Linked DNA regions of Homo sapiens: region 2 is linked to region 1. Evidence: chromatin contacts called from ENCODE Hi-C or POLR2A ChIA-PET data. All regions are on one chromosome and are shown on one strand. Each heading gives the region's core, a stretch centred on a gene start or an enhancer-like site at or near the end of the contact. The rest is flanking DNA. Distances are from core to core; before and after follow the strand shown.

Region 1 (5,253 bases), core at 2,198-4,697:
TGAGCAAAAGGCTGTTGGAAATTCAGAACTGGATGTAAAGTGAGAGATCTGGGCTGAAGGTAAATGATTAGGGAATTCATAAGCACAGAGAGGATGGTAGATGCTTCCAAAACAGTATGTGTTAGAATAGTAACCAGCACTTGACATGATTAGTTAAAATAAGGCAAAAATATATGAGTTAACAAGTTAGTCAGGACTTAGAGAAAACTGATAAAACTAGCAGTGGAAAACTAGCAGACTTAAGTGGGTATATTTAAAATTCAATTTTCAATGAACTAAAAGCTAAATTCCAGACAATGACTCTGTGTGTGTGTGTGTGTTTAAGATAGGATTTCGCTCTGTTACCCAGGCTGGAGTGCAGTGACATGATCATGGCTCACTTCAGCCTCGACCTCCAGGGCTCAAGCCATCCTACTGCCTCAGCCTCCCAAGTAGCTGGTACTACAGGCATGTGGGACACAGGCTAATTTTTGTATTTTTTGTAGAGACAGGTTTTCACCACGTTGCCCAGGCTAGTCTCAAACTCCTGAGCTCAAGCTACCCACCTGCTTCAGTCTCCAAAAGAGCTGGGATTGCAGGCATCAGCCACCATGCCTAGCATTTTATTTTTTTTGAGACAGGATCTCACTCTACTGCCCTGGCTGGAGTGCAGTGGCGTGACCATGGCTTAGTGCAGCCTCAAAGTCCTGGGCTTAAGGGATTCGCCCATGTCAGCCTCCCAAGTAGCTGGGACTACAGATGCATGTCACCACATCTGGATTAATTTTTAATTTTAGAGATGGGGGGGTCTCCCTATGTTGCCCAGATTGGTCTCCAACTCCTGGGCTCAAAGAATCCTCCCAGCTTGGCCTCCAAAAGTGCTGCTGAATTTTCATATATCCATGACGTGATGGAAACATTTAGAAAGTTTCAATGTTTATTTCCCTCACTTAAATATATTTCGATTTGAAAAAAAACTATTGTCTAGACTTCAAAGAGTATATTCATCTAGCCCTAAAAGCTAGATGTTCTTATAATTAAGACACTTAAAATTCAATAATTAAAAATTTTTTACACTGGGCACAGTGGCTCACACCTGTAATCCCAGTATTTTGGGAGGCCCAGACGGGTGGATCACTTGAGGTCAGGAGTTTGAGACCAGTCTGGGCAACATGGTGAAACCCCATCTCAAGTAGAAATACAAAAATTAGCTGGGCGTGGTGGCACATGCTTGTAATCCCAGCTACTCAGGAGGCTGAGGCACGAGAACTGCTTGAACCCAGGAGGTGGAGGCTGCAGTGTGCAGAGATCACACCACTACACTCCAGCCTGAGTGACAAAGTGAGACTCTGTCTCAAAAAAAAATTTTTTTTTCTAAAGGTTTTACTTAATGTTTTTATTTAATCTTTGCTAATTGTGAACCCTTCTGCAATGGGCTTTGCAGGTACGATTTCAACTTCAAATCTTTCTATTTAAGTGAGAGAAAGGTAATTGAAAGATTGTTTTATCAATATTTTTACTTTTTCTACCTTAGGTTATTCCCTTCCAGGTCAATTTCTCACATAAACTCATATCTGCAAAGCCCATACCAAAAGGGTTCCCAATTAGCAAAGATTAAATAAAATATTAAGTAAAACCTTTTTTAAATTTTTAATTACTGAATTTTAAGTGTCTTAATTATAAGAACATCCGACTTTTACGGCTAGGTGAATATTCTCTTTGAAGTCTAGACAATAGTTTTTGAATACTACTCTTCTTAGTAAACTAATGTATTCGTTCATTATCAGATAAATGGAATGTAAACCAGTTATGTAAAAATATCACATATACTAATGCATTTTTCCAAACCTTAAAGCCCTACAGAAATTATAAAGAAACATTATTCTCGTGTTATCATGAAGCTAGAAGGGTCCAAAGAAATACAAAGTGAAACCTCTTGTATTTAAAACAAAACTTGCACCACCACCACCACCCCAAAATAGTTTTTTTTTTTTTTTAGAATATCTCTTCCAAGTTTTAAAGTTCAAGTAAAATTGATGTAATAGCAATAAGTGTAGTAACAGTAAAGTAGGGAATGGTGACTATTCTATAGCAAAGATCTACAGATGTTGGAATTGTGTTAAAAACCTTCAGAGCCACACCACAGCCTTCTATTACATTTAAATGTCGTAGGAAAAACTGCAATTTTCCGGAAAATTGTATTAAGGACCAGGTGCTCTAATACCAAGAGCTGTTTTGACACATCAAAGGTTAAGTTTGGGTCTTTGAAAATCCTGCCTCTTACTGAACACTTTAAAAGTCATTCATGTTAAAACACACACATTCTTGCCTTTGACTATACACTGTAAAAGTACTACATGTTAAAATGGAGATGGGGACATTTTTGTTGTTTAAGTTTATGGAAGTATGACTCCATTTTAGTATAGCTACAATGTCGCAAACGATGGAATAAGGTACTCATCAATACATTACCTGGTAAGTATAAATAGTTCAACTTGCCGGCTTTGAAAAGCTTAATCCTATTTCTTATGGTGAACCTTAAATAAAATGAAAATACACAACTGACAATGTTTAACGTGCACTTAAACAAACAAAAAACAAAAAAAAACAGGAGCTAGCAATTCGAAATCCTCCAAACACCCGCGGAAGTCTGACACACAGGGTGTTTTCCTCGGTGACCGCCAGCCGGACATTCCTATGGGAAAAGCAGCTTCTTCTGTGCGGTTCGAAGAAAATCAACCCCTTCCTTTCATCACTTTCTCATTCACTCTGCAGGGGGTGGGCCAATAAGGAGCTGAATGAAGCTCCCCTTTGGCATCCGGGCGCACGTCTCGCCTCCTCCCCACTACTTTCTGGGTTCCCTAAGGCTGCCGAAGCCGAGGACCTGGAGCCGGGTAGTGTCCCGGCGCTGCGCCCGGGGGCTCCAGGCCTCAACCCGAAGGGCTCAGCCCCGGGAGAGGCCAGGCACGCGAGGGCAGCCACAGCTCCAAGGGGCGCCAAGAAAAGCAATGCTCACTCGCCACGCACAGGGTTCGGGGGAGGTAAGGGTGCGTTTTCTTCCCATATTCCCGGTGAGAAAACGAGGTCGAGGGAAAAGGGGATGATACAACTGGAGCATGGCATATGGACTCAGTGAACAAAGGGACTGGAGCAAGAAGCAGCAGCCACGCCAACGCAGACTCAAAAGGGCTCTCCGGCTTTACGCACGCAACCCTCATCTCGACAGCGCTCGGCGCCCCTTACGCCACTGGCTCAGCCTCAGAGACTTCGCGAATATGGCTTTGCGCACTGCGGCGGGGCTGCGCCGCAACCGAGCTCAGCCCTGTGGCTCCTCCTCGCTGCCCTGCGCGGATTGGTGGCAGACGGCAACCGGGCCGCTGATTGGGCGGCGAAGGAGCCATTCGGGGAGACTCTGGTGGGTTCGGCTGCCCCAAGAGTGATAAGTTCGGCTTCAGACACGCCTTAGCGCCAGCAGTGAGTCGGAGCTCTATGGAGGTGGCAGCGGGTACCGAGTGGCGGCTGCAGCAGCGACTCCTCTGAGCTGAGTTTGAGGCCGTCCCCGACTCCTTCCTCCCCCTTCCCTCCCCCTTTTTTTTGTTTTCCGTTCCCCTTTCCCCTCCCTTCCCTATCCCCGACGACCGGATCCTGAGGAGGCAGCTGCGGTGGCAGCTGCTGAGTTCTCGGTGAAGGTGAGTTGAGCCGCTGCCGCCGCCGAGTGGAGCGCTCTAAAATGGCCGCCGTCCCTGGTCGCTTCTTCTCGAGTGGTACAAAATGGCGGCCGCAGGCGGAGCCGGGTGGGGCGACCCTTTTTTAGCATTTCCTCTGCGCTTCAGATACCTGGAAAGTCTTGGCTTTTGTTCTCTCTTCCTGTTGCTGACGGAGTAGAAGGAAAACGTCAGTGTTGGCCAGGCCGCCGTGCGGTCATGGCCGGATGGCCGACGCCTGCAGGGACGAGGCCGTGGCGGACCGAGGCACGGCTGTGCTCGGACGGCGAGGGAGCGTGGCTCGGACCGCTAGCGCCGTGGCGGGAGGCACGCGGGCCGGCAGGGAAGGCCAGGCCGTTGGCGCGGGACCAGGGAACCGCAGGCGTCCCGGAGCCTGGCCTCCCGGCGGGGAGGTGTGTAGGACCTGGAGTCGGCAGGGGCTGCCCTTCGTCGGGGAGGAAAGAGAGAGTGATGATTTCTGCCCCTTTTGTCAGCAGAGGAGGCCGTGGCGAGGCGGTTGTCAGTCCCGGGGGGATTTATGGTGCAGGAGGGGGCCCGCTTGGAGGCGGCGGGTGGGCAGGAGGCCGCCTTCCTGCTTGGAGAACAAAGAGCTGGGCGCCGGGCTGGCGGGGGTGGCCTCAGCTGCTCCTCCCCGTCGAGCGACCCGGGCCTCGCGGGGAGGTTGTCGGAAGCACTTCCCTAACTTGCGCCTGGGTGGGAGGAATGCTCCGCTCTTTTGTTCCCAGGAAGGGAAAAACGGGGCGGAGGTTCCTGCTGCCATGTTGTGGCCCTGGTCTTCCGCCTGCAAGTGCTAGTCCTGTACACCCGGCCCCCTCTCGCGCGTCTTTCCACGAGCTCTCCACGGGGAGGAGGCGAAAGGGTGGACAGGGGAAAACTGCTGAAGAGCTTTCGGAGAGACCTCATCTAGTCGCTGGCCTCGTCAAGGCAGTAAAAATTCCTAGGGCAGACATTTTCCACGTGATGTTGCTCGTGTCTGTAGTTAGACTTTTCTATTGATCTCAGTGCTCAGTTTTAAAGATAGTAGAATGTGGCTTTTTCAAAAGATTCGTTCTGAGCCGTTTAAAATGCTCTTGTGTTCTACGAAGTCTCTTTGCATCCTTGAACACCGGGGAATTTCCAGGTGGCTAAACAAAATGTAATTGTCAGTGTTTTGAGTACATTTTAGGTTAGTCTTACAGATCTGCAATGCAGTGACAGTGCCAGGATCTGAAATACGTTGTAATTGAATGAAGGCTTATAGATCTGTATGTTAGCAGTGTCTAATTTTGGTGCTCTTTCTCGTTCCAGGTATTTCATTTCTCCTGTCCCCTCCCCTCCCCACCCCATCTATTAATATTATTCTTTTGAAGATTCTTCGTTGTCAAGCCGCCAAAGTGGAGAGTGCGATTGCAGAAGGGGGTGCTTCTCGTTTCAGGTACTTGTAGATTTATTTTGGGGAATCCTTTTGAAAAGGCCAGTCTCAAAAAGTAGTTAACACAGCAAATAAGTCCGACTTAATGGGCTGCAATTTTCATTTGAAAAGTTCTTAAGTTTTCATTGACAGCCTTCT
Region 2 (5,539 bases), core at 1,740-4,239, 640 kb before region 1:
TAACTGCACACAGCTGGAATTTGCCCCGGCCATGCCTTCACTGGCTTTGTGCTCCTACCTGCTGGCACAGGACTGCAGCCCCCTTTCTACTCCCTCTGAAAGATTTGGGGAATCTCTAGTAGGCAGGGAGTTTTCTGACCTCACGACGACCCACTGCTAATGCCCTATTCGTTCATTTTACTGGTATTGGTTAAGCACCTACTAGGCGCCAGATGCTGTTCTGAGTCTGAGGGACTCAACAGAGAACAAAGCAAATGCCTGACCTCACAGAGCCACGTTCCAGTCAGGGAAACAAACAACAAGCAAAATGAATGGAGACTATATTAGTCTGTTCTCATGCTGCTAAGAAAGACGTAAGTGAGACTGGGTAATTTATAAAGAAAAGAAGGCTTAATGGACTCACAGTTCCACATGACTGGGAGGCCTCACAATCATGGTGGAAGGTGAAAGAGGAGCAAAAGCACACCTTACGTGGTGGCAGGGAAGAGAGCGTGTGCAGGGAAGCTCCCCTTTATAAAACCGTCAGATCTCTTGAGGGTTATTCACTATCGTGAGAACAGCATGGGAAAGACTTGCCCCCATGATTCAGTTACCTCCACCGGGTCCCTCCCACAACACATGGGAATTATAGGAGCTACAATTCAACATGAGATTTGGGTGGGGACGTAGCCAAACCATATCAGAGACTATATATGTAAAAACTGGGGAGAGGGCTGGATGTTTAGGATAGGGTTTGCTGAGAAAGTGACTTTTGAGTAAAGACATAGAAGTGAGGGAACTGACCAGGAGGATGTGCAGGGAAATGCTGGAGCTGAGGCACTCAGGTGAGATGTGCCTGGTGAGTCTGATGAGTGGCCGGTGTGGCTGGAGAGGAGAAAACCAGGGGCAGAGATGGGAGGTGAGTGCTGGGCCTTGCAGGTGTTTAACAAGAAGGTGGCGGAAGGCCCTTGGAGGGTTCTGATCAGAGAAGGACGTGGCATGGTAATGTTTCCCCTGGCCCAGGGGTCTCCTCAGGCCGTACTTGGGGCTCCCCAACCTGCCCTAATCACATCATCCCTTTCCTTCCACCTTCCCTGACTCAAGCACCGCTTGGTCCCCAAGCATGGCTGTCTGGTGAAGCAGCCCCTTCACTTTCCCTTTCATCCTATTTCTCCCTGGGACCCAGACAAGCACTCAGGGCTGGGTGAGGGCAGGGGGCGAGTAACAGCCTCTGTGTTGTGCTCAGAATCCTCCAAATACTCCCCTTCACACTCTCTGGCTTTGCAGCTCACAGAGTTCATTGTGCCCTGCTCAATCTCTGCCTCGAATGGGCCCTCCTGGGGAGTCCTCAGCCCCTGGAGATGTGCTTCTCTTAAGTCACCTCATCAGTTGGTCAGACATGCCCAGGTAGGTCTGAATGCCTGCAGGGGCTTCAGCCAGAGTCCAATCCTGGAAGGTGCCTCATCCCTAGATGCCAGACATCAGAGGGTCTGGGTATCACCAGATATGCCAAACACCCCAGGACCCCTGTAGAAGACCCAGCCCAGACACTTCTCTGAGGCCTCTTTGCCTGTCCCCCTTATGTCAAAGGTGGTCCCCTTTGCTGGATGACCATGTAGGCCTGCTTTCTCACTGGAGACGGGAGTGGAGTCCAGGTCTGGTTAAGCATAGACCACTTGTCTATGGACATGGAAAGCCTTCATGTGGGGCTGGAAGGCGTCAGCATCTTCTAGAGCTGGGGACCTTGGCAAGGTCACCTTCCTGTCCCAACTCCGGCGGCCCGATAGGGCTGTGGGCTTTGTGCGGGCTTCAGCAGTGTTTATGGAGAGCTTACTATGTGCCAGGCACCGTGCCAAGCTCCTTACCTGACCATCTCATTTATCCTCACACATGTTCTATGAAGAAGGCACTATTGTTATCAACCCCATTTTCCAGAAGAGGAAACTGAGGCTCAGGGTGAGGTGGACCAAACTGGCAAATGGTAGAGCTGGAGGATAAACCCTAGGATTCTGACTCCACAGCCAGTGTTCTTAACCAATTCTTTGGAAGTAAAGAAAATTAAATAGAGTTCAGAGAGGCAAGGCCTCCTTACCTCAGGAGAGTCAACTCTAAGGTACAGGGCAGACAGGGCTCGGGAAAATGTTGGGGGTGGCACACTTTTTTTTGTTTTTAAAGAATCAGATAGTGTTTTCAGATTCTCGGGTCATATCATCTCTGTCATACATACTCAACTCTGCTCTTCAGCTCCAAAGAGAATATGTTAACAAGTGGATGTGACTGTGTTCTAATAAAACTTTATTTACAAAGACAAGTAGTGGCCCTTGGACCATGGTTTGCCACCCCTGGTGTAGAGAAAAGAATGTGGAGTTTGGAGGAGCCAGGCCTTTATTCGATGTCACTGACACACTGGGTGGCCTTGGATTAGACATTTAACCTTTTCACTTTTGGTTTCATCTTGTCTAACCACTATGGGTTACTTATTAACTGATGTATTTTGAAATGATCGATTGAGTCCCTTGTAAGAAGCAGTTACTGTGCTAGGAGCTGGCAGTCCAGCAGGGGTCAAGTCAGATGTGGTCCTGCTCTGTGGAGTTGCACCAGTGAGGAGGAAGAGAGGCAACATTCGATAAGGAAATGACCTATCGCAGTGCTTGACTCTTGGCAGAAATTCAACAAATATTACACCTTTCCTGCTGTAGGCCCTCCACCTCATCTTTCAGGACTCACTGGCTTTGAGTTTGTCATCCTTCGTGCCCATACTGAGTGAAAAGGTAGGACCATGTGGTGTCACCAGGACTTTAATATGTTTATAATATATTATTATGCAATGCAGGCCTAATTTTGGATCATAATTTTCCATTAACTGATCTCATTTTACTTAGTAATATCCACTTAGGTATTCGAGAGCAATAAAACTACATTTCTTTTAAATATTATATGATTCAGTTGGTTCACTGATTTAGATTTTTACTACCCCCCATTCCAAACGAATGAGTCATACATCTTTTTAGAGATAACAAGGACCTTCAAGATCATGCATGCTTGTGCTACCCTTCAAGCATGCCTAGTAGGGGAGAAGAATGAGCAAGTTCTGAGATGGAGATTTGGGCAAGCCACTGCAATCCTGACAATGCTGTGTCTTAGAAGAGTTTGCATAGTTTGCATTTTATTCTTCAGTATATCCTAATCTGTTTAAATTTTCCGACTTTGCTTTTATGTCTTTAAGGAAAATCAGTCACCGAGATGGTATGCCATGTTTGTCTTTGTACTTCACGTACTTTAGCAGCTCATTGCCTTATAGAGGCTGTATAGCATAGTGGGAGGACCACTGCCTGGGGAGAGCCTTCCCAGGACTGAAATCCAGCTACTGCACTTTCTTCTGTGTGAACCTGGACAAGTTTTTTATTCTCTCTATGCCTCACTTTCTTTATATATAAAATGAAGATGACAACAATTCCTACCTTATAGGGTGAGATGAGTTGATAAGAGAAAATGCTTAGGACAGAGCCTGGCTCGTGGTAGGAGTGAGCACTCATCAAGTGTTAGCTCTGATGGTTATCCCAAGAGTTACAGGGGTGTCCCATTTGGAGGACGTGGCCCGGAGAGGTACCTTAATGCATGTGCACCCAGTGAGTTCGGCACCTGGGAGTTTGTTGACAGATCTTTTTGCATCTCTCACACTGAGGTCTCTGGCATCTCTGCTTTCAGGATCGTGAGCTTGCTAAGTCCCCTTCTACTCTTGATAGCCTCTGCCTGCTTCTGGTGATGGAGGCTTCCTGCCACTGGAGCACCCCTTCCATGGTAGGGGGAGCCTATGTTTTGGAAGCCTCCCTCTTTTGTTCCCAGGCAGTCTCCTCTCTCTCAGATGGGCTTTTAGGAGAGCATCGCATGAGGAGGTGGCAGTCCATAGCCCCAGCACTCCAGCCTTGAAGACTTCAGAACCCTAGCTCCTTACTCATCTCCAGCCTGTACCTAGGTGTGTCATACACCCATTGACTCCATACAGGCCAACAAGGGGATGTGGGCAGGTGTCCCAAGCCTGCCTCTCCTGTCCCTGACCTGCTTCTGTTTTTTCTGATCACTGTCTCATTCCAGGCTCCTGGCTCCATCTCTTACTTCCCTCATGAATTTGTGAGCATAGACGACCCTGTCCAGTGGGCTTGCCAGTTCTGTCCAATTTCTCTGATTTCTGACCTCAAATGATTCACCTGATGGCCTGTCCCAGGGAAGTAATTCCAAAGTCCTGGACTATCAGCCCATGTCCTGGCAAGATCTATCTTTTAGCCCCCATCAAAGAGAGATTTCAATAACCTTCCCTTGCTATAATAACCCTAATTGCCATTGGCTGTGCACTTGTTCTGAGACATAAACTGATCTAAATGCTTTATACACTTTATTTAATGGAATCCTCACAATCTCTGGAGGCTGGTTGGGTATTATTATCTCTGCATTCTAGGTTGGGGAATTTTGGCCTTGGGAGGTTGACTGTGCTATGGTCATGTAGCCAGGACGTGGTGGAGCACTGACTGGAATCCACGACTGTGTGACTTCAAAGCCTCTGCTCTCACAGTTAGTGATTCCCCTCCATTTTTCTGGGAAGTTCCTGGGAAACCATGTGCTGGCCTTGAGCTGCCTCCACCAAGTCCACAAGGGCTCCCATGAGCAGGGCCCAGAGCGCAGGGCAGGCTGGGTGTGGCTTGGCTGTCACCTGTGTCATGGATTTGCTATTCTGGTGGGCAGTGTCTGGAAGCAGCAGGAGGCAGTCTGGCCGGGGTGCTGACAGCCAGGTGAATGTCACATGGTGCACCAGGCAACTCACTGGAGGACCAGACAGTGAAGAGGGAGAAGGGCTGGCAAGAACTGGGTGGAGGAGTAGACTCCCAGCTTGGGTGCCTCAATGTGGGGTGGGCTTGGGAATTGCAGGAAATGGGGGTACAGGCTAGGGACAGAGAAGCAGATGCCCAGTTTGAGGGCTGGGGCCAACATCTCTGGCAGGGAGGCAGACTGGGGAAAAAGGGGGTCCTGACTTGAAGCCATGGGGCATCAATGTCACATCCATTAGCTTCTCAGCAGACCCTGTCAGGTGTATTTCTCTAACTCCTGTGCCTGGTGGTTGTGGGTTAGATGAATGGATGGATTCATGGATGAATGGGTCTTTGGGAAGCATGAAAACCCAAGTCAGCACTGACCCCGAAAGAAGGGGCTAAGATTGTTTTACCAAAGGCTGTTTGTGAGGAAGGGAAAGGGATTGTCATGGCACATGCAGGGGTGCACTCTGACCCACTGTCTCCTGTTCCTTCTTTCTCCAGAGGCTCCTGCCAAGCCTGAGGAGGCAGAGGCCGAGCCCTTCACAGACTCCTCTCTGTTTGCACACTGGGGCCAGGAGCTCAGCCCCGAAGGCCGGCGCGTGGCCCTGAAGCAATTCCAGTACTACGGCTACAACGCCTACCTCAGCGACCGCCTGCCCCTGGACCGGCCCCTGCCTGACCTCAGACCCAGTGGGTGAGCAGAGTCAGTGACTGGGCCCTTGTCGACCTGCCTATGGGGAGATGGGGTCCCC

What was found. A loop is a pair of places that touch in the nucleus more often than their neighbours do. ChIA-PET counts read pairs that join two places held with the same protein, here RNA polymerase II (POLR2A). Pooled maps may share reads with other maps.
Region 2: a map with no recorded cell type shows a loop between it and region 1 (5-fold over the local background). The contact joins the enhancer-like site here to the promoter of EIF4G2 in region 1. A Hi-C loop is called at or near these places in 1 of 37 single-sample maps with no recorded cell type and 2 of 50 pooled maps. POLR2A ChIA-PET finds 5 or more read pairs at or near these places in 1 of 52 experiments (activated CD4-positive, alpha-beta T cell).

What each region holds. Positions count from the first base shown.
Region 1 is chr11:10,807,120-10,812,372 of GRCh38, reverse strand. EIF4G2 (eukaryotic translation initiation factor 4 gamma 2) reads left to right here and starts at 3,447. Exons shown (of 22, transcript NM_001418.4): 1 at 3,447-3,668; 2 at 4,992-5,118. The coding sequence starts at 5,078. It overlaps LOC101928053 (a long non-coding RNA gene), which reads right to left and starts at 3,076. Exons shown (of 3, transcript NR_120540.1): 1 at 3,007-3,076; 2 at 2,452-2,516. RefSeq lists enhancers at 2,363-2,969, 3,045-3,094, 3,605-3,864, 4,595-4,674 and a silencer at 3,275-3,324.
Region 2 is chr11:11,448,686-11,454,224 of GRCh38, reverse strand. It overlaps GALNT18 (polypeptide N-acetylgalactosaminyltransferase 18), which reads left to right. Exons shown (of 11, transcript NM_198516.3): 2 at 5,289-5,481. Among named protein-coding and RNA genes, the nearest start is that of CSNK2A3, 98 kb to the right of the region's middle. Within about 2 kb of position 2,989, at least 2 of the 41 ENCODE cell types and tissues checked have a DNase peak (open chromatin) inside an H3K27ac peak, as active enhancers do.